Regions from separate parts of the Homo sapiens genome. Here regions 1, 2 and 3 are each linked to region 4. The links are chromatin contacts, found by Hi-C or POLR2A ChIA-PET in ENCODE. All regions are on one chromosome and are shown on one strand. The core of a region is the stretch at or near the end of the contact, and the rest is flanking DNA. Distances in the headings are between cores, read along the strand shown.

Region 1 (6,634 bases), core at 1,296-3,795, 1.5 Mb after region 4:
GAATTTTTAGCAAATGGAATATGTGATTAGATATTAATTTTTTCCTGAAACTCACCTCTTTTATGCCCTTTGTAAATATGTCTTACCTTTCAAGCCCTAATAAAATGAAAGTCAAAATAAGTAAAAAAAAATATTTTCAAGGTGACAAACCCAGGAAGTAGCAGTGCTGATCAGAAAACAGATTTGTCAGCAGGCGTGGTGCCTCACGCCTGTAATCCTAGCACTTTGGGAGGCCAAGGCAGGTGGACTGCCTGAGCTCAGGAGTTTGAGACCAGCCTGGGCAACAGAGTGAAACCCAGTCTCTACTAAAATACAAAACACTAGTCGGGTGTGGTTGTGCGTGCCTGTAATTCCAGCTACTCGGGAGGCTGAGGCAGCAGAATCTCTTGAACCCAGAAGGCAGAGGTTGCAGTGAGCCGAGACCACGCCACTGCACTCCAGCCTGGGCAATAGAGGGAGACTCAATAACCACCCTCTCAGAAGACACTATACCCCAGGTGTATTTTACTTTGCAAGTTCTTGTACCATCTCACTGGGATCAGGTTGTTTTTGTTTGTTTGTTTGAGACGGAGTCTCGAGGCTGGAGTGCAGTGGCATGATCTTGGCTCACTGCAATCTCCCTCTCCCGGGTTCAAGCGATTCCCCTGCCTCAGCCTCCCGAGTAGCTGGGATTACAGGCATGCACCACCATGCCTGGCTAATTTTTTGTATTTTAGTAGAAACCGGCTTTCACCATATTGGCCAGGATGGTCTCGATCTCCAGGTCAGGTTTTGTTGTATCTTTTGGAATACTTTTTTTTTTTCCACAAATCTTAGAGAATCCTGGGGACAGAAATAATTTTGGTGTTTTCCTCCCAGTACCAGCATCTGATTGGCTGACCAGCAATGTTTCTCCAAGAAATGAAAGCTGGGTTGAGTGAAGACAATCTTAATATCTCAAGGGGTAAGCTTTTCAAAGGAAGAGTAGCCCAGGAGATGCTTCTCAGCCCCAGGGCATCCACCTGCTCCCTTGAGAAGCTACATTCCATACTTCAGGTTATTCTACGAGAGAAAATGACCCAGGAGCTGATATTTACTAGACACTCTAGCGACATTGCCATGGTAGGTATCTTGCCCCAGACAGTACTAAAACCCAGGACCAGAAAAAGAACTGAAGGGTGGCTGAGAACACATCACCCCATAAAGTTTCCAAAGGGAAAGCAACCATGACCCAAAAACATTCTGATAAGATCTCTGTGCCTAAGGAAGATAAAAAGAAAAGAGGCACAGAGATTTACAATACAATGTTAGGGGATTATTCTTTGCTTTCTTCTCATAGGAAATATTTACAAACAGGAAACAAATCTTTTAAAACGTGCCATCCAATGCTTTGCCAAAAATGATTAATTAAAATATGCCATCGAAAATGTACACTAAAGGAAACACACTTGCTAATGCGAATTAGGGAGGGTAAGTTGGCATTTGGGAATGTCAGAAGGAACTGGAAATTTAGTATTTTACTGCAAGCCAGAATTAAGCTGGAGGAATGAGGGATGGGGGGTAGACTTGAGACCCTGCTTGGGACACATGTGAAAACTGCAGGGGAAAATCAGTCCCCTGTGGATGTGAAAATAATTAAGTGGCAGGCAATTAGATTGAGGTGGCTCTAGTCCCTGGGTTCCTACTTTAAAAAAAATATAATTCAAATGCATTTTTGGCGGGGGGAGGGGAGGGTAAATAACACCGAGGGAACAAAATTCAGGCTTAACCAACTATAAACTGACAATCTCTGATTACATGACCAGGAAATTTCTACCTTAATCATACAAATTAAAAAACGACGTAACTGTACCTAACCAATTATTAAACTTGTTTTTTTTCATTATGCATCTTATAAAAGTGTTTCCTTCAAGCCCCTCCCACGGACCACAAACTACAAATCATAGCTGGGTGCTCTAAAATTCCTGAATCGCTCTTTGATTAAATTCTTCAATATTTTTACCTTGACTCCCATAAATTTTTAATAGGAAAAAAGAGGACCTGAGAACCACACGGACCAAAGCTCTTCCCATTCATAAACCCCGCACCCCGAGTCAGGATTCTTCTCTTTACTATTCTCCCGTCGTCCCTGCACACTCGGCGAGAGATGCGACGCTGCGGGTGCAGAGCTGCCCAGGGAGGGCTCCAGGCCAAAGCACAGTCACTGCGCAGGGAGGAGACAGGACGCCCGGGGTCCCGGCTGTCAGCCCAGCCGCCATCTTATGGCTGAAGGAGACTGAGGGCCGAGCTGCGCCAAGGAGAACTCGGGCCGCGGATCTCGGAGCCGACTGCGGGAAGGCCCGAGGCCCGCCACAGCCACTTCCAATCGGTTCCAGCCAGACCCTCCCCCTCTCTCGGGATGTGGGACCCAGCAGGCTCACCATTTCTAGGCTTCCAGGGGGTCCTGGCGTCTTAGCTGTGAACCTCCAAGTTCTTGCAGGTAACAGGGTCACAGCGGCGAGCCTTTATCAGCACAGGACGCAGAGCAGTGAAGACTAGACGTGGAGCGCCGGCTGCAGCGAGAGACAAAGGCCCCGCCAAATCCCGGAAGCTGTGCTGTCCGCTCCAGTTGCGTGCCTGATTGGATGGTTCCCAGCCCAGCGTTCCTGATTGGATAACGTTTAAGGCCCCGCCCCTTCGGGCCCTGAGTGACGGGAGATGTGATCAGATGCTGGACTGAAGGAAGAGTGACAGCCTAAGCTGCAGCCTTTTCAGACGGGGCTTCCTCCCTGAGCTGAGTCAGGCCCACCCCAGACAGTATTTGCATTTAACCTTGTGAATAAGGCCATATGCATTTATAAATAGTATATTATATGTCTATTCACAAATGCAAAGAATATAATACCAATTATTCAAAATTTTCAGATTTTATGACCTTCCTGGCTTCTGGTTTTGTTGTTTTGTTTTGTTTTTGGTTTTTGTTTTTTGAGACAGAGTCTAGCTCTGTCGCCAGGCTGGAGTGCAGTGGCACGAGCTCAACTCGCTGCAACCTCCGCCTCCCAGGTTCAAGCGATTCTCCTGTCTCAGCCTCCCGAGGAACTGGGACTACAGGCGCACGCCACCACACCCAGCTAATTTTTGTATTTTTAGTAGAGACGGGGTTTCACCATGTTGGCCAGGATGGTCTTGATCTCTTGATCTTGTGATCCGCCCGCCTCGGTCTCCCAAAGTGCTGGGATTACAGGTGTGAGCCACAGAGCCCGGCCAACTTCTGTTTTTTTAAGCAGGCAGCCTGAAATTTTAAAAAGAAGGCAATCCTCTAAAATAAAATGTGGGCGACACGTGAATTGTACATTTTTTAGCAGCCAAACTTTAAAAAGAAACAAGAAACAGGTGAAATTGATTGTAACAATTTAACCCAATATATCTAAAACCTTATTCTAATATGTGAGTGATATGTAATTATTAATAAAGTATATATATTTATTTGGAACTGAATCTTTGAAATTAACTCTATTTTACCTTTCTAGCACATTGCAATTCAGACCAGCCACATTCCAGGCAGCCAGTAGCTACACATGGCCAATAGCTGCCACATTGAAATGCAGCCCTGACATCAGGAGGGTGAAGGGTCTGAACACCCCTTTTCTGCCAGAAGTGAGGGGACAGCCTCTCTTTACCAACATCTTTCTACAGTTTTGAGGGTGGAACAAGATAGTCACCATAGAAAGAGCAGAGGGCAGCAAGAATAAAATAACCACAGGTACACCACTGCTGGCCACCTGTTGCCCACCTTTCTTCCAGAGATCAGACAGTAACCAAAAGATGATGGGGCCACAGGAGATTAAACGCTATGTCTTCAGATCTCTCCACAGTCATCACTTCCAGTGTTTAAGTATAGAGAAAACAGATTAAAGGTAAACTTATTTTGCTATTTGGCCTGGCCCTAGTGGCCAGAGTGTGTTTATCTGTTTTCTCCTGTGGCGTGGGGATTGTGTGAGTACAAGTACCAATCCCATGCAAACATGCCTACATATTTTTCTGCATTACTCAATATTATCTTACAAAACATCCAACTTTAGAGCAGAAAAAAAAATCAGCACTTTTAGGGTGCCAACTGTTGGAAGGTAACTATAACAACCAGTAATCAACCTGTCATTAAATCCTGGCATCCTATCTGCACTGTGTGCACGTATTAGTTAGGTATTGCAGCATAACAAACCAACCAAGGCTTTTTTTTTTTTTTAAATACAGAGTTTCGCTCTTGTTGCCCAAACTAGAGTGCAATGGCACGATCTCAGCTCACCGCAACCTCCGCCTCCTGGGTTCAAGTGATTCTCCTGCCTCAGCCTCCTGAGTAGCTGAGATTACAGGTATGCGCCACCACGCCTGGCTAATTTTGTATTTTTAGTAGAGATGGGGTTTCTCCTTGTTGGTCAGGCTGGTCTCAAACTGCTGACCTCAGGTAATCCGCCCACCCCGGCCTCCCAAAGTGCTGGGATTACAGGCGTGAGCCACTGCGCCCAACCCAGCTAAGGCTTCTTAGCTCACAATTGAGATGGTCAGTCATTTAAGCTGGGCTCAGTGGAGCAATTCTTCTGATCTCAGCTGAGCTCCTTCAGACATGTGTTATCAGCTGCTTGTTAACTAGGCAGCTGTGCTTCTGGATGTGCGCTTCTGGAGCTGTCAACAGGGACACCTTGCTTCTCCTCCCCATGGTATGTCATCCTCCAGCTGCCTAGCATGGGCTTTTTTTCACAGAGATGGCAGCATTGTGAAAGAAAAACAGAAGCATTCAAGACTGCTAAGCCCCAAACTGGCACGCTATCATGGTCACATGTTTTTACTGCCTTGAGCAAACAAGGCCAGCCAGATCTAGGTTTCGGAAAACAGATTCTGGATCTCAATGGGAACAGCTGTAAAAATCCCTGGCAACGGGCGTGGACATAGAAGGGATAAAAAATTGCTACCATTTTTGCAATCAGTATCATTCTACCTTTTTTTGCATATGTGGTTTATAGAACTCTTGTACATCAGGAAACTTGTCCAAAGACCCACATCTACTAAGTGGCTGGGCTGAGATTCAGGATCAACTCTGTCTGACCCCAAAGCCAATGCACCTCCATAAATAACACTACCAAAGTAACTGCCTTAGACCCTTGAAATCCTGGCGAGTGACCCTTCTAGAATAGATGCCAGATTCTTTCAAATTTATGCCCATATAGTACTGTTTAATTATTGCTAATACTCTCAAGAACTGCAGATGCACACGGTGGCTCACGTCTGTAATTTTGGCAGTTTGGGAGGCTGAGATGGGAGAATCACTTGAGCTCAGGAGTTCAAGTGCAGCCTGGGCAACATAGTAAGATCCTGTCTTCATGAAAAAAGTTAAAAAAATTAGCCAGGCATAATGGCATAATGGTGCATGCCTGTAGTCCCAGCTACTCGGGGAGCTGGAGCAGGAGGATTGCTTGAGCACGGAAGGTCAAGGCTGCAGTCAGCCATAAGTGGTTACACCACTGCACTCTAGTCTGGGTGATACAGTGAGACCCTATCTCGAAAATTTTTTTAAAAAAAGAAATTGCAGAAGCATTTTGAAAGAACGTAGAATAATCTGGGAAAATCGCTGAGGGATGAGTTTAGAAAATCAAAGCCCAACACATTATTTTTTATTGTAAAAAATTTGAAAACTTAAAAACAACCAACTTTAGAGATATTAAATTTATCAGAGTTTAATTGAGCAAAAAATAATTTGCAAATCAGGTAGCCTGTGGATCCAGAGTAGGCTCAGAGAGACTTCAGCACAGCCACCTGGTAGAAAAAGATTTATGGACAAAAAAAGCAAAGTGACACACAGAAAATGAAAGTGAGGTACTGAAACAGCCGGATTGATTACAGCTTGGGATTTGCCTTATTTGAACATTGTTTGAACAGTTAACTTTTTTATTGGCAAAAACACAGTGGTTGGTACAAGAATGTGTTACAGTCTACTTACATATCTAGTTAGGTTTCAGTTTACTATCTTGAAAAATACCTATTGACCAAACTTATACAGGAAAGGGGGCAGGTTTAGGCTATAATTAATTTAACAATTTTTCCCTTTTGGTTACCTTCTCAATTTTCAGATGTAGACCAAAACTTTAGACACTGATATCAGTCTGTCACCATTAAAAATGTACTTATTTAGTTTCAAATCCCACTGTGAAGTAACAGAACTGTGGGTTTCGTAAAGTGGAAATAAAGCCTTCAGGTTATTTTTTTAAAGGCTTACAGTAAGAGGACCTCCTTGTGTTGAAATCTACTGTTTACACATGAAAAACAAAACCTGGCCTATAGATCTTAAGGATCTACCTCTTTCCTTAAATTTTCAGTTTATGTGACATTTAGCATGAGTGACTCCATTTTGGTTTGGTTTGGTCTGTTTGGGCCTAGTGCACAAGCTCAGTCAGGAATAGTGGCCTCCGATAATTTTGTTTTAAAAATTCCCTCCATTTGGTTAAGTTCTCATGTGGGTCAGATTTTGACCAAAACTCAGGGCCTTCGTGCCACTTAGTTTCCATTGTTTTGGGTTTTTGTCCTTATCTATTATGTTATTCATAGGTCATGGTGTCCTCATGGTCACATATGTCTTTAAGTTTTTGTCATTCCAGTTAATGAGAAACCATTTGACATTCTG
Region 2 (6,287 bases), core at 2,751-5,250, 1.0 Mb after region 4:
AGTAGGTTTTTTTGTTTTTCTTTTTTTGAGACAGGGTCTCTCTCTACCACCCAGGCTGGAGTGCAGTGGCACCATCATGGCTCACTGCAGACCTCAGCCTCTCAGGCTCAAGTGATCCTCACACCTCAGCCTCCCAAGAAGCTGGAAATACAGGCATGCGCCACCATGCCCGGTTAACGTTTGTATTTTTTGTAAAGACACGGTTTTGCCCTGTTGCCCAGGCTGGTCTGAAACTCCTGAGCTCAAGAGGTCTGCCAGGTGTCAGCGTCCCAAACTGCTGGGATTACAGGTGTGAGCCACTGCACCAGGCCCTAAGTAGGTGTTAAAAGCCCTATTTAACATAAGAAACTGAGGCACCATGAAGATAAGGCCACAAGCCTAAGAACTGGGAGAGGTGGAAGCCCACCCAGATCCCTTAGATTTGAGCTCAGTGTACCAAACCAAGGGGGCAGGGACTGCTAACTGAATGTTAGCTGGCAGGCTGGTGCAGGTTTGCAGCAGAGTTTTCACCGATTTATGGGAAAATGGGAAAAAGTAAGGACACGAAAGTAAACTTTTTTTTTTTTTTTTTAAAGACAGAGTCTCGTTCTGTCACACAGGCTGGAGTGCAATGGCGCGATCTTGGCTTACTGCAACCTCTGCATCCCAGGTTCAAGTGATTCTCCTGCCTCAGCCTCCCGAGTAGCTGGGATTACAGGTGCATGCTACCACGCCCAGCTTGTTTTGTATTTTTAGTAGAGACGGGGTTTCAGCATGTTGGCCAGGCTGGTCTGAAAGTAAACTTTTCCATATAGCTAAATGATTCCATTTAAAAATATTTTATTCTGAGAGATTCTGTTCTTTCAAATTGTTTGAATGGAAATATCCTTTTGTTAAATGAAATGATGGTGACAGGAGATAGTGGTGTGTTATTGTTTTTACTGGCTGTACATGGTAGAATTGAAAAATCAGCATTTCTATTGTAGCCTACTAATTTCGGTGAAATATTTCTTTAGAAATATAAAATCTGGAACTTTCCATCATTATGCCTCCCCAAAATAATAGAGGACTTTACACACAGATAACACCTGCCTCTCAAGATTCTCTCATTAATCTCTACCTTACCGTGTTTGGATTAAGACACAGGGCTTGCGAAATGAGAATAAAGTGAGTTTGAGCAATCCAAAACCACGTGCTGACTCTGGATCCTGGAAGATGATTTTCTTCAGAATCTTTGTCTGTTAACTTTCCTCTGGGCTCAAACTTTCTTTTCCTAAAAGAGTCACATATTTGAGTACTACTGCTACATGGCAATCACCACTCAAAAAAAACTAACTTGAGGTGTCCAATAATCAGCTTTCATTTAAAGTCTGTTTCAGGCTAGGCGCGGTGGCTCACGTCTGTAATCCCAGCACTTTGGGAGGCCGAGGAGGGCGGATCACGAGGTCAGGAGATCGAGACCATCCTGGCTAACATGGTGAAACCCCGTCTCTACCAAAAATACAAAAAATTAGCAGGGCGTTGTGGCGGGCGCCTGTAGTCCCAGCTACTCAGGAGGCTGAGGCAGGAGAATGGAGTGAACCCGGGAGGTGGAGGTTGCAGTGAGTCGAGATCGCACCACTGCACTCCAGCCTGTGTGACAGAGCAAGACTCCGTCTCAGAAAAAAAAAGAAAAGTGTCTTTCAGCTTGACAAAATAAAAACTTTCAATGATGTTTTGTCTACACACTTCCAAAAGAAAATGAGTCTATATATGTACATATATGTGATTATATATGTATATATACATATGTGATTTTGATCAGCCTGCATATAAACTACCTGCAAAACAAGTTGATTTGTAAATTCATTTATTAAATGGGTAGTTTATAAGCTACTTGATTTTTGCAAGTAGTTTATAAACAGGCTGATCAAATTGAACAAATTTCTTAATTTCACTGTATACATGGCAAATAAGTTATCTACTCTTCTTATTAGCAAATCTTATTTTTACCTACCCTCCTTTGGCAAGCATCTAAGTTAAACTATTTTATGTCCACAGCTACACAATGAAACATCACTTTCAGTCACAACATATTAAATTCACATTTAAAACTATAAAGAGATCCAGTTACCTTTAGTCTTACATGTACTTATACATACTTTTAATATACTACTTGATGTTTTATGCACAAACATGCAGCTCTTGCAGGATATAACTATGAGAATATTTAGAGTGTATGCTAAATACACTTTTTTAAAGACAAGTCAATTTTTAAAAATTATTTATTTATATTTTATTTATTTATTTGAGATGGAGTCTCATTCTGTTGCCCAGGCTGGGGTGCAATGGTGTGGTCTTGGCTCACTGCAACCTCTGCCTCCCAGGTTCAAGCAATTCTCCTGCCTCAGCCTCCCGAGTAGCTGGGACTATAGGCACATGCCACCACACCCAGCTAATTTTTGTATTTTTGGTAGAGACGGGGTTTCACCATGTTGGCCAGGCTGGTCTTGAACTCCTGACCTCATGATCCACCCGCCTCGGCCTCCCAAAGTGCTGGGATTACAGGCGTGAGCCACTGTGCCCGGCCAAGAAAAGTCAATTTTAAGCACTTAAGCAGGCCAGGCGCGGTGGCTCATGCTTGATTCCCAGCACTTTGGAAGGCAGAGGTGGGTGGATTACCTGAGGTCAGGAGTTCGAGACCAGCCTGACCAATATGCTGGTCTCGAATATGCTAATAGGCAACAACGTTTAAAAGTCATTCCAATGCCTAAAACACCACCATATACATAACATACTTGTCCTTTACTCCAATGAAGCTTAAACTAGACCCAAACTCAGACCATTTCCTTCTCCTGGCACACTGAAACATACGAGAGGGAATCCAAGAAATCAGATATGTTAAGTGCGGGTATCTTCTTCCACAGTAGGGTCAAATTCGTGTTTGCCAGCAAATGTCACCGTCCCAGTTAAGTCTGCAAATTCTCACTAGCGCTGGAGTACAAAGAGGCCTGACCACGGAAACACCTGTCCTAGCACCAGGAAGACAGTGGGAAAGGCAACCCCCCTGTCTCCGCGCCGGCCCCAAAGCCTCGGCTGCAGCGATCGGGGGGACAAGAGGTTGCCGCTGGTCTCAAGGGTGCGGTGGACAAGGTCCCACACCCCCGGCCCGCCTCCCGAGAACCAGGAAACCTGTCAAGCCAGCCTGGACCCACCCTCCGCAGCCCCCTCGCGCTCCTGCACAGCCGGGCCCCAGCCCGCCCGACCGCTCCGCGTCCGCCCCGGCCTCCCGGCTGCACTCTGCCACCTCATCCCTCCCCGGCTGCCTCGCGGCCCCGCCACCTCCGCCCCGCGGCCTGGGCTCAGGCCGCCCCCCGGGCAGGAGCGCCCCGCCGCCGCCCCCCGCCTGGCCCCGACCCGACCCCGTCAGTTCCCCAGCGGCCCGGTCCCCGCCGCCCCCAGGCCTGAGCTCCCGCCGCGCGCTCCCCACCCCGAGACTCCACCCTCGCCCCGCTCGGCCGCTCCTGGCCCACTCCCCCAAGCCGGCTACCTGGAGGCAAGGGCGGCGGAGCACTTCACCCAGGGCCCCAGGTCGCAGAGGGCCCGGTGCTCGGGGTCCCGCTCCTTCTCCCGCTCCACGTGGTAGGCGTAGATGGAGAGCAGGATTCCGGCAGCGCACACTGCATACCGGGCCACCCGCTCCCACCGCGGCACCGACACTCTTAGCAGGACGGGAGCCGCCATCTTCCCGCCGCCGCCGCCGCCGCCTCCCTCCGCCTCCACCTCAGCCGCCGCCGCCCGTCGGGGCCCGACCCAGCCGCCACCGCCGCCACCGCCGCCTCCGCCGCCGCCGCCACCACCGCCGCCGCCGCCGCCGCGCCCCATTGGCTCGGTGGCCTGCTCCGGGCCCCGCCCCCACAGGCGCGCGGCCCAACCGCCCCAAAAGGAGTGAGGCGGACGGGGCGGGGAAGGCGCGCGCGGGCGCGGAGGGAGGGGGTGGAGTGCGCAACGGCCGAAGAGGCCGGATCGGCGGGCGGAGACTGAGGCGGCGTGGCGCTGCGCCGCGCGGCCGGTCGCGCGCGAGGGGTGGAGCCCGGGGGAGAAAGGGGTGGGGCAGGGGTGGGGATGGGCGGGGCAGGGGTGGGGAGGGGCGGAGCCAGAGAGGGGCGGGGCCGAGCGGGCCAGTGCGGGAGGGACTTAAAGGAGCGGTCTAACTAGCACATTGCAAGGATGCCACTGTGGGTGACTGGGCGAACCCTCGGCCCCTCCCTCTGGGGATGGCAATCAATTGCCATCCTTTTTCCCTTTTTCGTTGTATATTTCTGACCCAATCCAAATCAACCCTGGCCAATGCTTGGAGCTCCAGAGACCCACACCTATGACCTGATCTTCCCACCACCACCTTCGGTTAGACCTGTGCAAAACTTTTTTTTTAATGTGCAAAACTATGTTTTAAATTTAAAAACTATTTTTAAAAAATGATTTATGGACCGGGTACAGTGGCTTACACCCGTAATCCCAACACTTTGGGAGGCCGAGGCAGGTGGATCACTTGAGGTCAGGAGTTCGAGACCAGCCTGGCCTACATGGCGTAACCGCGTCTCTACTAAAAATACAAAAAACAAACAAAAACAAATTAGCCCGGTGTCGTGGTGGGCGCCTGTAATCCCAGCTACTCGGGAGACTGAGGCATGAGAATTGCCGGAACCCGGGAGGTGGAGGTTGCAGTGAGCCAAGATCGTGCCACTGCACTCCAGCCTGGGCGATAGAGTAAGAGTCTCAAAAAAAAAAAGAGAGATTTACGAATGCCTTGCTTTTCCGTAAGCTGAATTTGAAGTTGCTTACCATAACTCATATAATATAGAAAAATAAAGATGAGCTAATACAATCAGGACGAAGAAAAAGAAAAGTCAGAATAAAATGAAAGGCCAGGAATAAGAACACAGATAAGCAGGCCATAGGGGCTTACATAGTTATTAAAATTGCATCATAAATTTGGCTCTGAGCTTCCTGGTGGCCAAAACTAAAAGGAAAACAGATGTATGTGCTTTTTCTCACTGTCTTTAAGAAGAAACACAGGGTTCTTGGAGATTTTCAGTGTTTCCCTGGTTGCAGCTTTCAATTTTTCAGGGGCTTTATATAGTGATTTTGAATAATAAGCAATATCCTTGTATTCGTTATCTATTGTTGGGTAAAAATCACCCCAAATTTAGCAGTTAATAAACAATAAACTTTTTTTTCCCTCACAGTTTCCACGGGCTAGGAATCTGGGTGAGGTTAGCTGTGTCCTCTGGCTCAGGCTCTCATGAGGATACAATCAAGCTGTCAGCCAGGGCTGCAGCTCTCTCAAGGCTTCAGAATCCTCTTTCAAACTCACTTCCACTGCTGCTGGCAGGCCTGAGGTCCTCTCTGGCTGTTGGCTGGAGACATCATTTCCTGTCCACTTGCACCTCTTGGTAAGAAGCGGCAGGCTTACCCCAGGGAGAGGGAGGAGAAAGAGGAAGAGACAGAAAAAGAAAATGAGAGTGAGATCACAGTCCTTTTTTGAAACCTAATCCCAGAAGTGACATCCCATCACTTTTACGAAGTCTATTGCTACTTAGAAAATAGTCTCTAGGTCCAGCCAGTCATGGTGGCTCACACCTGTAATCCCAGAATTTTGGGAGGCCGAGGTGGGTAGAGCACCTGAGGTCAGGAGTTCGAGACCAGCTGACCAACATGGTGAAACCCCGTCTCTACTAAAAATACAAAAATTAGCCGGATGCGGTGGCACATGCCTGTAAACCCAGCTACTTGGGAAGCTGAGGCATGAGAATCACTTGAACCTGGGAGGTGGAGGTTGCAGTGAGCCAAGCTCACACCATTGCACTCCAGCCTGGCTTACAAGGAAAAACTCCATCTCAAAAAAAGAAGAAAAAAAAGAAAGAAAGAAAGAAAAAGAAAATAGTCCCTAGGTCCAGCCCATGCTCAGAGGGAGAGGATTACACAGGACATGAATATGAGGAAGCTATCTACCACAGTCCTCAAAAACATCCTTGCTCTGCCCAGGTGGGGTGGCTCACAACACTTTGAGAGGCTGAGGCAGGAGGATTGCTTGAGGCCAGCAGTTCAAGACCAGCCTGAGCAACATAGGGAGCCCTGGTCTCTGCAAAAATATATACAAAATTAGCAAGGTGTGGTGCATGCCTGTTGTTCCAGCTACTTGGGAGGACTGACTGAGCCCAGAGGGCTTGGGGCAGGGGTGTGGATTGAGGCTGCAATGAGCCAACGTTGCCCCACTGCACTCCAGCCTGGATGACAGAATGACACACTGATTAAGAAACAAAAAC
Region 3 (6,534 bases), core at 1-2,500, 1.9 Mb after region 4:
AGGTCTCACTCCATCACCCAGGCTGGTGTGCAGTGACCCAATCATGCCTCACTGTAGCCTTGAACTCGTGAGCTCAAGTTATCCTCCCAGCTCAGCCTCCTGAGTAGCTGGGACCACAGGTGCACACCAACACGCCTTGCTAACTTTTATTTTTATTTTTGAGACACAGTCTCGCTCTGTCACCCAGGCTGGAGTGCAATGGTGCGTTCTTGGCTCACTGCAACCTCCACCTCCTGGGTTCAAGTGACCCTCCTGCCTCAGCCTCCCAAGTAGCTGGAATTACAGGTGCACGCCACCAGGCCCAGCTAATTTTTGTATTTTTATAGAGACAGGGTTTCACCATGTTGGCCAGGCTGGTCTTGAACTCCTGACCTCAGGTGATCCGCCCACCTCAGCCTCCCAAAGTGCTGAGATTACAGGCGTGAGCCACCGTACCCAGCCCATGGCTAATTTTTAAACTTTTTTGTAGAGATGGAGTCTCACTATGTTGCCCAGGCTGGTCTCAAGCTCCTGGCTTCAAGCAGTCCTCCCACCTCAGCCTCCCAAAGTGCTGGGATTACAGGCATGAGCCACCATGCCCAGCCGCAGAAGGGCAATTATTACACAGTGACAGTGGAAGGAACAGAGACACAGTCGGTGGATGGTGGGAAGATAAGAACATTCACTCTGAGGGCTTCTAGTAACGTTGGAGAAGTGAGCATCAGCTTAGCAGAAGGGAGGGAGGGAAGGAAGCACAGGAGGTTTGAGGAGAGAGAGAGAGGAAGTATGAAATCAGAGCTGCACTTCAATGTGGTGGCTATTGGCCATGTGTGGCTACAGGATAGCTGGAATATGGCTGGTCTGAACTGCGATGTGCTAGAAAGGTAAAATACAGGGTTAGATTTAAAGATTTAGTTCCAAGAATATATACACTACATTAATAATTACATATTGCTCCTATACTAAAATAATATTTTGGATATATTGGGTTATTAAATGGTTAGAATGAATTTCACCTGTTTCTTCTTTCTTCTTAACTACTAGAAAATTTAGAATTCACACATGGCTCACATTTTATTTCAGACGGTTGCCTTACAAGGCAAATGCCGTCTGGGGAGGGCCTGGGTCAGCTCAGGGAGGAAGCTCTGCCTGAAAAGGCTTAGGGTTCACTCTACATTCAGCCCAGCATCTGAGCACGTCTTCTGTCAATCAAGGCCTGAGAGGGTGGGGCCCTAAACATTATCCAATCAGGGACGCTGGGCTGGGACCCGTCCAATCAGGCACTCAGCTGGAGCAGACAGGACGGCTTCCGGGTTTGGTGGGGCCTTTGTCTCTGGCGGCAGCCGGAGCTTCTGGTGTAGTCTTCACTGCTCTGTGTCTTCTGCTCCTAGAGGCCCAGCTTCTGTGGCCTCGTTACCTGCAGGTATTGGGAGATCCACAGCTAAGACGCCAGGACCCACTGGAAGCCTAGAAATGGTGAGAGTGCCGGGTCCGACATCCCGAGAGAGGGGGCGGGGCTGGTTGGAACTGGTGGGAAGTGGCTGTGGCGGGACTCTGGCCTCCCCGCAGCTGGCTCCAAAATCCGCGGCCCCGAGTTCTCCTTGGCGCAGCTCGGCCCTCAGTCCCCTTCAGCCATAGGATGGCGGCCGGGCTGACAGCTCGGACCCCGGGCATCCTGTCTCCTCCCTGCGCAGTGACTGTGCCTTGTTCTGGAGTCCTCTGTGGGCAGCTCTGCCCCCACTGCCGCAGCTCTCCCCGATTGTGCAGGGACCACTGGACGGTCGTCAGGGGAGAATACTGACTCAGGATGCAGAGTTCATGAATGGGAAGAGCTTTGGTCTGCGGGGTTCCCAGTCCCCCTTTTTTTCTATTAAAAATTTGTGGAAGTCTCCGCAGAAATATTAAAGAATTTAATTAAAGAGTAATTCAAGAATTGTAGAGCACCAAGCTATGTTTTGTAGTTTGTGGTTTATGGAAGGGGCTTGAAGAAAACACTTTTATAAAGTGCATGATAAAGGAAAGCAAATTCAATAATTGGTTAGGTAAAGTTATGTAGTTTCTTAATTTGTACGATCAAGGTGGAAATTCCCTGGTCATGTAATGAGAGGTTAATTGGCAGTTTATAGTTGGTTAAGCCTGAATTTTATTTTCCCCCAATGTAATACTTTAGAAAAAAATCATTCGAGTTAGATTTTTTTGCAAGTAGCAACCCTAGGACTGGAGCCACCTCAGTCTAATTGCCTGCCACTTAATTATTTTCACACTCCACAGGGCACTGATTTTCCTCTGCATTTTTCACTTCTGTCTCAAGCAGGGTCTCAAGACTTCTCCCCATTTCCCATTCCTCCAGCCTAACTCTGGCTTGCAGTAAAATACTAAATTTCCAGTTCCTTCTGACATTCCCAAATGCCAATTTCCCCTCCCTAATTCACATTATCAACTATTTGTCCTTTAATGTACACTTTAGTGTACATTTTAGGTACCATATTTTAATTAATCATTTTTTGACAAAGCATTGGCTGGCATTTTAAAAAAGATTTGTTTTCTGTTTGTAAAGATTTCCCAAGAGAAGAAAGCAAAGAATAATCCCCTGACACTGTATTGTAAAAAATGTTCTGTGCCTCCTTTCCTTTTATTGCCTCTAGCCACAGAAACCTTATCAGAATATTTTTGGGTCAGGGTTTCCCTTTGGAAACTTTATAAGGTAATGTGTCCTCAGCCACCCTTCAGTTTTTTCCCTGGTTCTGGGTTTCAGTACTGTCTGGGGATAAATCAAGATATCCACTGTGGCTGTGTATGCTACAATGTCTAGTAAATTTCAGCTCCTGGCCTGGAATGAAACTTCGCATATCTGGGAATGGGAGACAGGACAGCCTGAAGTTGGAGTGTAGCCTCTCAAGGGAGCAGGTGGATGCCCTGAGGCTGAGAGGAGTCTCCTGGGGTACTCTTCCTTTGAAAAGCAAACCCTTAGAGAAGTTAAGATTGTCTTCAAGCAACCCGGGTTCCATTTCTCGAAGACACATTGCTGGTCAGCCAATCAGATGGTGGTAATGAGGGAAAAACAAATAATTACTGCCACCTGGATTCTCCAAGAATTATGAAAGAGAAAATAGTATCCCAAAAGACAAAAAAAAAAAAAAAAAAAAAATCAAACCTGGCCCCAGTGAGATGGTGCAGCAACTTGCAAAGTGAAATGCACCTTGGGGCACTCAATGGGGCCTAGTACAGTGTCTCTGGAGAGGGTGGTCACTGAGCACTTAAGTGAGCAGGATGGGGGTGGGAGAATCTCTCAAGGGATTGGGTGGCCTGACTTGACATATGAGTCAAACACATCTGTTTTTTAATGAGCACCGTAGCTCCCTGGGTTTGTCACCTTGAAAAGGTTTGTTCACTTATTTTGACTACAGTTTTTTAACTGTAACTTGCATTTTATTAGTAGGGCTTAAAAGGTAAGAAAATATTTACAAAGGGCATAAAAGAGGTGGGGCTCAGAAGAAAATAAATATCTAATCCTATATTCCATTCTTAAGAATACTCATTTAAGGAAGACTCTGTCTCAAAAACAAAAACAAAACTCATTTACCTTTTTCTTTCCCAGACCGAGTTTAGAAATTTTCTCAGGTGTGTGTTTTTGTTTTTGTTTTGTTTTGTTTTGAGACGGAGTTTTGCTCTTGTTGCCCAGGCTGGAGTGCAATGGCTCAGTATCAGCTCACTGAAACCTCTGCCTCTGGGTTCAAGTGATTCTCCTACCTCAGCCTCCCAAGTAGCTGGGATTACTGGCATGTGCCACCATGCACCAGCTAATTTTTTGTATTTTTAGTGGAGATAGCGTTTTTCCATGTTGGTCAGGCTGGTCTTGAACTCCCTGCCTCAGGTGACCTGCCCGATCTGCCCGCCTTTGCCTCCCAAAGTGCTGGGATTACAGGCGTGAGCCACCGCGCCCAGCCAGGTGTGTTTTTTTAATGACTTGGTGACATCCAACAGAATTCCAAGGCTTAGTTTTTAGAGTGCTACAAAGGAAAAAAATAGGGAAAATCTCTCTTCCATTTTGGCTGTAGAAAATGAATACATTTCCATAAGAAAATGTGGTAGATAATTGGTGAGTTACATTCATGAAAACATCAGTTCCTCTTTTTGCAGGGTACATTTGTTACAGGGAATACCTCTGTTCTGTACTCTATCATCTTGATATGTGATGTTAATGCTAAATTTTATGAGAGGAAACTTGGTATCTCCTAGAAGTGCTCCCATATGACTAATTGTTTACTACATGATTTTTAATGGAAATAATAACATATTGTCTTAAAGGAATAAATGCTTTTGTATTTCTTATTGAGGTATGAAATGTAAGTACCGTAAAATTTCCTTCCCTTATATAAACAATGTGTTTGAGTAATTTTTCTGAATTTTTCAGTTTCAAAAACCAAGTGAATAACTCTGACATGGAAATTAAAGCTTGTGCCCAGTGACCCCAAGCTAATGCTAATATTGAGCCTGCAAAAAGCGGGGAGGTTCTTTCTTTCTTTTTCTTTTTTCTTGACAGAGCCTTGCTCTGTTGCCCAGGCTGGAGTGCAGTGGTGAGATCTTGGATCACTGCAGCCTCTGCCTCCTGGTTCCAGCAAATCTCTTGCCTCAGCCTCCCAGGTAGCTGGGATTACAGGCAGGTGCCACCACACCCAGCTAATTTTTGTATTTTTAGTAGAGACGAGGTTTCACCATGTTATCCAGTCTGGTCTCAAACTCCTGACCTCAGGTGATCCTTGGTCTCCCAAAATGTTGGGGTTACAGGTGTGAGCCACTGCACCCAGCCAGGGAGGGAGGGTATTAAAGGCTCAGTTCATTCTTTCTAGGAAACCTTCCCTGCAGATGTCCCAGCCTGCTCACTCTAGCCATGGAAGAAGCCTTTATACTGAAAAAAGTGACAGAGCCCTGGAAAGCTGGGGACCCACAGACAGATGCAGTTAACATTAAGATGGAATGGGACTGGGAGGGTCTTACTGCAGATGAAATTGTTACTGTTTTGAGGCAGTTTCTAGACTTTGTAAAATGAGCTAAATTAGGTTTATGTAAAAAAATTGAATTCTAAAAGAGTGTTGCAACAGAACGAAGTACCAACTATAAGAGCTTTAAGGATTGCAAAGTTTAAACAGATAAAGGCTTTCTTTCTTAGGGAGGAGCAAAAAAGATTAGAAGGTCAGAGGGGAATAGCAAATGGAGGATGAAAAAAAATCAGATTTTAGATCAGAAATTGTTTTACCATGAAGTCAGCAAGTTTTTAGGAGGAACATAAAATGGGGCTGTATGTTGGCTCAGACTGAGAGTAGCTCAAAGTTCAGGAGCCTGTGGAAAGGAGATAAACTTAAGTAAAGTTTGATTAAGAAGTATTTTAGGCTGGGCACAATGGCTCATGCCTGTAATCCCAGCACTTTGGGAGGCCAAGGCCGGGGGATCACTTGAGGTCGGGAGTTCGAGACCAGCCTGGCCAACATGACGAAACCCCATCTCTACTAAAAAAAAATATAAAAATTAGCCAGGCATGGTTGCATGTGCCTGTTATCCCACCTACTCTGGAGGTTGAGGCAGGAGAATTGCTTGAACCTTGGAGGCAGAGGTTTCAGTGACCCAAGATCGTGCCACTACACTCTAGTCTGGGCGACAGAGTGAGACTCCATCTCAAAAAACAAACAAAAAAGCATTTTATTTTGACCACTGAAGACAAATTTAGCTAATTTTTTAATACAAAAAAGAAGAAAATGTGCAGAGTCAGTGTCTGGTTATGTGATAAGTCAGACAAGAGAGCACCATCTAAGTCATAATGAAAGGATGTTTCTTTCCATAAACTGTTCCTGGAGAACACAAAGGATAGAGAATTTTATTAACGCTATTTACCAGGATTATCTATGTGCTTCATCTTTCCCCACGTCTTTTCTTTGTCCTATACATTTTTTCCACTTGAGTTTTCTGGGTTGTATTTTGTATAATAAATGGGTAAACATAACTACAGTATTTTGCTGAGTTCTGTGAGCAGCTCTATAAAATTATTGAACTTGAGAGATTTATGGGAGTCCTGAATTTTTAAACAGTAGCTCAAAAGCATAGATGGACCTATAGGGTTTGTGACTGGTGTCTGCAGTGAAGACAGTGTTGTGAGATTGAGCCCTGGATCAGGGTCTGTGCTGACTCTTAAGTGGGGTCATAATTCAAATTTTAGACAATGTGTTGGTTTTGAAGAATTGCTTGGTGTTCAGCAAACATTACAGTTTTGGTGCCAGAAGAAAGACATCTCAGAGGCCTGGCCTGGAATGGAACTCTGGGTGTCTGGGAATGAGAGACTCTGCTCTCCTGTACACAGGCTGTCACACTGCCCATTGTCCTGGGATTTGAGGTCTCCTCCCACTCCCACTGTGAGAGAGGACTGAAAACTTAGAGGAAAGGAGCTCTTATAGCAGACCTCCTTTTCCCACCACTGCCACCTCAGGATTTCCACCCACTCACAAACATACCCACTAGACATTGATGTGTTCACACCTCCCAGGACTAGGCACCACCTTAGGA
Region 4 (6,264 bases), core at 1,929-4,428:
AATAAAATAAGGGCTAAGGCTGAGGCCAGTGAGGTCCTGAGATCAGTCATATCATCTAGAGCAATTACATGGCATCCTGTGTGAATGGCTTCAAAGGTTCTTCAGTACTGGGCAAGGGAAACACACCATCTCTGTGACATGGACCAGATTTCACTAAAAACCCTCTGGAGAGGACTGAAGGGCTTGCCATTTATCCTTTGGCTGTAGCCAGAGCTGCAGAGACCAGACTAGAGCTGTGCTCCTGCAAACTGAACACAGGCACTGAAACAACTCACAGACATCAAATTTAATTTCCTGATTGTCAATACCAGACAGGAATGACAATCAGCATCTTTTTCATTGTCCTTAATAAAATAAGTTAAGCATTGTTTTATGCCAACGGCCTCTTACAGAACAAGACAAACTCATTAAATGAAAACAATTCTTTAGAAACCAAAGGCCAGGCCTGGTGGCTCACGCCTGTAATCCCAGCACATTGGGAGGCTGAGGCAGGCGGATCACTTGACGTCAAGGGTTTGAGACCAGCCTGGCCAACATGGTGAAACCCTGTCTCCATTAAAAATACACAAATTAGCTGGGTGTGGCGGCATGCACCTGTAGTCCCAGCTACTCAGGAGGCTGAGGAATCGCTTGAACCCAGAAGGCAGAGGTTGCCGACTGCGTCACTGCACTCCAACCTGGGCAACAGAGCAAGACTCCATCTCAAAGAAAACAAAAACAAAAAAACCCAGAAATCTACGAGAAACTAGACTGGGTAGCTTATGCTTATCTTTCTTAGAAAAGCATTTAACCCTTAACTAGCTGCCTCTGCCAATATTTCTAGGCACTGATTGTCCAGCTACCTAGCCTGGGTGCTTGTCCACCAACTGGCCCTAGTTTTTTCATTTCCCAGCTAATTCTGAATGGCCCAAATCCTCTTGATCTTTCTAGGTCCACCTCAAAGTTTACTTCACGAGTTTCGGGCTGAGCAAGGTGGCTCACACCTATACTTCCAGCACTTTGGGAGGCCAAGGTGGGCAGATCACCTGAGGTCAGGAGTTCAAGGCCTGGCCAACAACATGAAACCTCGTCTCTACCAAAAATACAAAAATTAGCCAGGCGTGGTGGCAGGCAACTGTAATCCCAGCTACTCAGGCAGCTGAGGCAGAAAAATCGCTTGAACCTGAGAGGCAGAGGTTGCAGTGAGCTAACTTCGCGCCACTGCACTCCAGCCTAGGCAACAGAGCAAGACTCCGCCTCAAGAAAAAAAAAAAAGTTAGTTTCTGATCCTAACCATAACAAAATCCTGAACAGTTGGTATACCACTATGGCAATTCAGTCCTGCCACATTTTCTAGCCTATTGCTTCCTCTAAGTACATTCCTTACAGGCAGAAACTATTAATATATTCGCACTTATGCCAGGTGCGGGTGGTTCACGCCTATAATTCCAGAACTTTGGGAGGCCGAGGAGGATGGATCACCTGAGGTCAGGAGTTCAAGACCAGCCTGGCCAACATGGTGAAACCTTGTCTCTACTAAAAATACAAAAATTAGCTGGGCATGGTGGCGGGCACCTGTAATCCCAGCTACTAGGGAGGCTGAGGCAGGAGGATTGCTTGGACCTGGGAGGCAGAGGTTGCAGTGAGCAGAGATCGCACCACTGCACTCCAGCCTGGGCGACAAGAGTGAGACTCTGTCTCAAAAACATATATATATATAATCTACCTTTCCTCCTTGCCACAGATGCAGCTAGAGCCTAAACGGAGAAGGTGCCAGTTAACTAGCCTTTGGTGATTTTAGCATTGAGACTCCGGTGCTAGCAGTGATTCCAGTCCACCTGATTCAGGCCACAGGAATTCTCCCAGAATCTTCACTACAAGTTGAAACTCCAAATCCTTAATCCTAGAGAGTAAATGCACTTAGGGTCAATGCACACCTAAGTATACCTTAGGTGCGCGACAGGTCTATTTCCTGTCAGAATCCCTAGATGAAAAGAGGAAGTAGATGGACACCCTTATCGGTCAAGCGCTGATGGAACACTCATCTACAAATGAGATACACATGCTGAGACCCTAAGCTGACCCAAGCTGATGGTGCTATCGAGACAAACCACTTTATCACATATTCATCAGCAGTCTCGGAGTTTTTCTTCCCATTCCCTCCCGTAGCGGCTCACCTTTGAGGCAGGAAAGAAGCAGTTCAGGCGGAAGCCACAATCTTTACAAAGCAGGCTTCAGAGAAGCTCACCATTCATCAGCCAGTGAGGGCTGTCACCTGCTAGTTGAGAACTAAACTCAGACATCAGATTCTTCCACAAAGGCCTCCTCACCAGCTGTCCGATGGGTACGGCGTTCAAACGACTCAAAACAGCACAACAAGCCTGGTTTTATTTCTGATGGTCCCCATCAAGGGAACTGAAACTACATGCCTCTAGATTACCTTGCGATCACTCCTCATTTTATTAAAAACATGAAGAAAGAATCCACCCCATTCCGGATATTTACCAAGCTTGACACAGGGAACACCACTATGCCATTTAACTTTGTGGACGTACGTGAGTCTCTCCCTCCCACCTTTCTGAGATGTGTTTCACTGCCAAACGGAGAAGAAACGCAAACACTCCCCAAAGCCGAAAAATGGCAAACGACCAAGATGTTTCCCGTGCCAAATCCGAATTATCCAGGCCTCGGCTCCAGACGTGGGAAGTCCCGCCATCTCCAAGGCCGGCAGGGAACCCTGGCTCGGGGGACGCGAGTGGGCAAACCCCAGTGTGGGGGGACCAGGCCGAGGTCGGCCGATGCTGGGCGACCCCCGCCAGCAGTTGGGGCGGGGTCTGCACCCTGAGAAGCGGTGAAAAAAGCCGGCGGAGGAGCCGCTCCCGACCAGCACGCTCCCCGCTCCCGGCCCCGCGGGCAGCCCCGACTGGGCCCGACCCCAGCCCGCCCTCCAGCCCCGGCTCACCCCGCCCCGGCGGGCAGCTGCGCGCCCCGGGCCCAGCCGGGCCAGCTGCTCGGCGGACGCCCGCGGTCGCGCTGGGCTCACTCGTGGCGGCGCGTGGCGGGCCCGAGGCCGCTAGGCACCATCTTCTCCCCGCGCCGGGGGCAGCGTCTGGCTCCGCGGGGCCGACGCGAAGACCAGACGCCAACCGGGCTCCCGCCGCCGCCTCAGTTCGGGCTCCGGCAACCGCGGTTTCCGGGTGAAAAAAAAAAAAAAAACCACGCCACCTCCAACGCCGCCGTGACCTCCGACCCCGGGCGTCCGACGGTGGCGCGGCCGGGACAAGCTTCGTCAGAGGCAGGCGGCGGAGACCACGCTTCCGGGACGGGTAGCGTGCATGCGGACGTGCGTGGAGTGCGTGATGGACGTTTATGGGTCTGTGTGCCGGTCTGGTGTTGTGCGTGTGCGTGTGTGCGTAGTGCGTGTATGTGGCTTGTAGTGTGCATCGTGTACAACGGTGTGTGCAGTGAGTGCATGTATGTGCATCTGTGTGCGCGTGTGTGGTGTGTGATGGTATGGGTGTGTGCATGCGTAGATGTGTAGGGAGTGCGCACACGTGTGCATGCTCATGTGTGTGCTATGCGTGTGTCTGTTGATGTGCTTGTATATTAATCACTGCTGATAAACATGTAATTTTGGACCAGGCGCGGTGGCTCAGGCCTGTAATCTCAGCACTTTGGGAGGCCAAGGCAGGAGGATCGCTTGAGTCCTGGAGTTCCAGACCAGCCTGGGTAACATAGGGAGTCTCTGACTCTATTTATAAATAAAATAAAATGAAAATGAAAATTTTTAAAGTATAATTTTGTACAATCACTTTGCAAAGTAATTTGGCATTATGCAGTACACTTAAAGATATACACATCCTCTCTTGAGAATATATTACCCTGGAGAAACAGTTGCACCTATGCACAAGTAGACAAAATAATGCTCATAGCAACACCAATGTTTTTAGCAGCAGTATGACTCACTAAAAATTGGGGAGAAAAAGCAGATGTCCATACAGTCAAATGTAAAAACCAACTTTGATATATTCATGGTTTGGTTTGTTTTTGTAGAGACAGGGTCTCCCTATGTTACTCAAGCTGGTCTCGAACTACTGGACCCAAGTGATCCTCCCACCTCGGGAGGATCTGGGATTACAGGTGTGAGCTGCCACGCCTGGCCCATCTTCGTGTTTAATCGGGTACAAAAGACCAGTGAAAATTATTTAATACAGCTCACACAATTATGGTAGTCAATTGCAGACTATATTGGCAGGGACCAAATCACAAAATGGTACACTGCTACATATTTCCATTATGTAAAATTCAAAACAGGCAAGTTCATAACATATTGTTTAGAGATGCATACATAATTGTTTGAACTGACATGAAGCATGAGAAAAAGATGTATAAACTTCATGTTAAGTGTTAGGGGAATGGGATGGGGGAGGAGTACAGGGTGCTTTAAAGGTAATAAAGTTTTGTTGTTCTTGCTTTTGAGACAAGGTCTTGCTCTGTCACCCAAGCTGGAGTGCAGTCGCATGATCATGGCTCACTGCAGACTCGGCCTCCCAAGCTGAAGTGATCCTCCTGTCTCAGCCTCCTGAGTAGCTGGGACCACAGATGTGCACCATCGTGCCCAGCTAATTTTCATATTTTTCACAGAAATGGGGTTTCCCCCAAATTGCTCAGGCTGGTCTCAAACTCCTGGGCTCAAGTGATCCGCTCACTTCCACCTCCCAAAGTGCTGGGATTACAGGCATGAGCCACCACACCCAGCCATCTTTAACAAAAGTTTATCAGGTGAAGCCTGTAATGTTCAACACAATGGCTCAGTTCCTTCACTGAATACCCTCTTATTTCCATGATTCTTGCCCTCTTTTGTTATCTTGCACCATTTGAATTATCTTCCTTGTTGTAATGGGTGTGACATTATCTGCAAGTGCAGGCAGTATTGAATTGTGTATATAATGATGGAACCAAACTTCCTAATGAGATGTCCCTTACCAGGCTAGGACTGATAATGTAATTAAAGGAGCCCCACCACCAATGGCACCATATATGACTTAGTGATTGAGACCGTAGGAGAATGTAAAAAAGGCAACCTCAAACCTTTCATCCTAGCTGCCTTGTATGGGATTTCAAAAAAAATTTTTGTTTTTGTTTTGAGATGGAGTCTCGCTCTGTCGCCCAGGCTGGAGTGCAGTGGCACGATCTTGGCTCACTGCAACCTCTGCCTCCTGGGTTCAAGCGATTCTCCTGCCTCAGCCTCCTGAGTAGCTGGGATTACAGGCGCATGCCACCACGCCCCGCTAATTTTTGTATTTTTAGTAGAGAAGGTGTTTTGCCATGTTGGTCAGGCTGGTCACGAACTCCTGGCCTCAAGTGATCTGCCCACCTTGGCCTCCCAAACTGTTGGGATTACAGGTGTGAGCCCGAGTCCAGTAAAAAAAAAAAAAAAAAAAAAGAAACCTTTTTAAATAGAGACAAGGTCTCACTGTGTTGCCCAAGCTGGTTTTGAGCTTCTGGCCTTAAGCAATCCTCCTTACTCAGCTTCCCAAAGAGCTGGGATTATACGTGTGAGCTACCATGTCCAGCTGGATTGTAAAATTCTTTTTTTAAAAAAAGATTACATGGTGCAGCCACTTTTAAACAACAATCTGGCAATTTCTCAAAAAGTTTAACATAGAGTTATCATTTGAAGCCAGGTGTGTTGGCTCACGCCTGTAGTCCCAACAGTGGGAGGCTGAGGCAGGAGGATCGCTTGAGCCCAGGAGTTCAAGACCAGCCTGGCCAACATGGTAAAACCCTGTCTCTACTAAAAAATAAAAATAAAAAAATTAGCTGGGCATGGTGGTGGGCACCTGTAATCCCAGCTACTCAGGAGGCTGAGGCAGGAGAATCACTTGAACCTGGGAGGCAGAGGTTGCAGTGAGCTGAGATTGCGCCACTGCCCTCCAGCCTGGGCAACAGAGTGAGACTGTCTAAAAAAAAAAAAAAAAAAAACCATTCTGGAAAACATAGCAAACCCCATCTCATAAATAAATGAACAAGTTCTAAGACATATGGCTTTATTTAAAAAAATAAAAAGTTACTGGCCACATGTGGTGGCTCACGCCTTTAATCCCAGCACTTTGGGAGCCCAAGGTGGGTGGATCACTTGAGGTCAGGAGTTTGAGACCAGCCTTGCCAACATGGCGAAACCCCGTCTCTACTAAAAATACAAAAAATTAACCGGGTTTGGTGGCCGGTGCCTGTAATCCCAGCTACTTGGGAGGCTGAGATGAGTGGCTTGAACCCAGGAAG

The links. A loop is a pair of places that touch in the nucleus more often than their neighbours do. ChIA-PET counts read pairs that join two places held with the same protein, here RNA polymerase II (POLR2A). Pooled maps may share reads with other maps.
Region 1: a loop to region 4 is called in a map of CD4-positive, alpha-beta T cell, with 6 times the contacts of the local background. The contact joins the promoter of ZNF92 here to the promoter of TMEM248 in region 4. A Hi-C loop is called at or near these places in 1 of 168 maps with a recorded cell type or tissue (CD4-positive, alpha-beta T cell), 1 of 37 single-sample maps with no recorded cell type and 6 of 50 pooled maps. POLR2A ChIA-PET finds 5 or more read pairs at or near these places in 1 of 52 experiments (HEK293).
Region 2: a map of CD8-positive, alpha-beta T cell shows a loop between it and region 4 (8-fold over the local background). The contact joins the promoter of VKORC1L1 here to the promoter of TMEM248 in region 4. A Hi-C loop is called at or near these places in 2 of 168 maps with a recorded cell type or tissue (CD8-positive, alpha-beta T cell and naive thymus-derived CD4-positive, alpha-beta T cell), 1 of 37 single-sample maps with no recorded cell type and 11 of 50 pooled maps.
Region 3: a map of CD8-positive, alpha-beta T cell shows a loop between it and region 4 (5-fold over the local background). The contact joins the promoter of ERV3-1-ZNF117 here to the promoter of TMEM248 in region 4. A Hi-C loop is called at or near these places in 2 of 168 maps with a recorded cell type or tissue (CD8-positive, alpha-beta T cell and naive thymus-derived CD4-positive, alpha-beta T cell) and 4 of 50 pooled maps. POLR2A ChIA-PET finds 5 or more read pairs at or near these places in 1 of 52 experiments (GM12878).

What each region holds. Positions count from the first base shown.
Region 1 is chr7:65,369,766-65,376,399 of GRCh38, reverse strand. ZNF92 (zinc finger protein 92) reads right to left here and starts at 2,545. Exons shown (of 4, transcript NM_152626.4): 1 at 2,400-2,545. The coding sequence starts at 2,402. RefSeq lists an enhancer at 2,115-2,514 and a silencer at 2,410-2,680.
Region 2 is chr7:65,870,787-65,877,073 of GRCh38, reverse strand. VKORC1L1 (vitamin K epoxide reductase complex subunit 1L1) reads right to left here and starts at 4,000. Exons shown (of 3, transcript NM_173517.6): 1 at 3,509-4,000. The coding sequence starts at 3,702. RefSeq lists enhancers at 2,499-3,050, 3,602-4,153 and silencers at 3,219-3,288, 3,836-4,015, 3,729-4,228, 4,249-4,308.
Region 3 is chr7:65,001,462-65,007,995 of GRCh38, reverse strand. ERV3-1-ZNF117 (ERV3-1-ZNF117 readthrough) reads left to right here and starts at 1,250. Exons shown (of 4, transcript NM_001348050.2): 1 at 1,250-1,455. It overlaps ERV3-1 (endogenous retrovirus group 3 member 1, envelope), which reads left to right and starts at 1,309. Exons shown (of 2, transcript NM_001007253.4): 1 at 1,309-1,455. RefSeq lists a silencer at 1,049-1,218 and an enhancer at 1,319-1,378.
Region 4 is chr7:66,918,139-66,924,402 of GRCh38, reverse strand. It overlaps TMEM248 (transmembrane protein 248), which reads right to left and starts at 3,178. Exons shown (of 7, transcript NM_017994.5): 1 at 2,942-3,178. RefSeq lists a silencer at 2,887-3,136.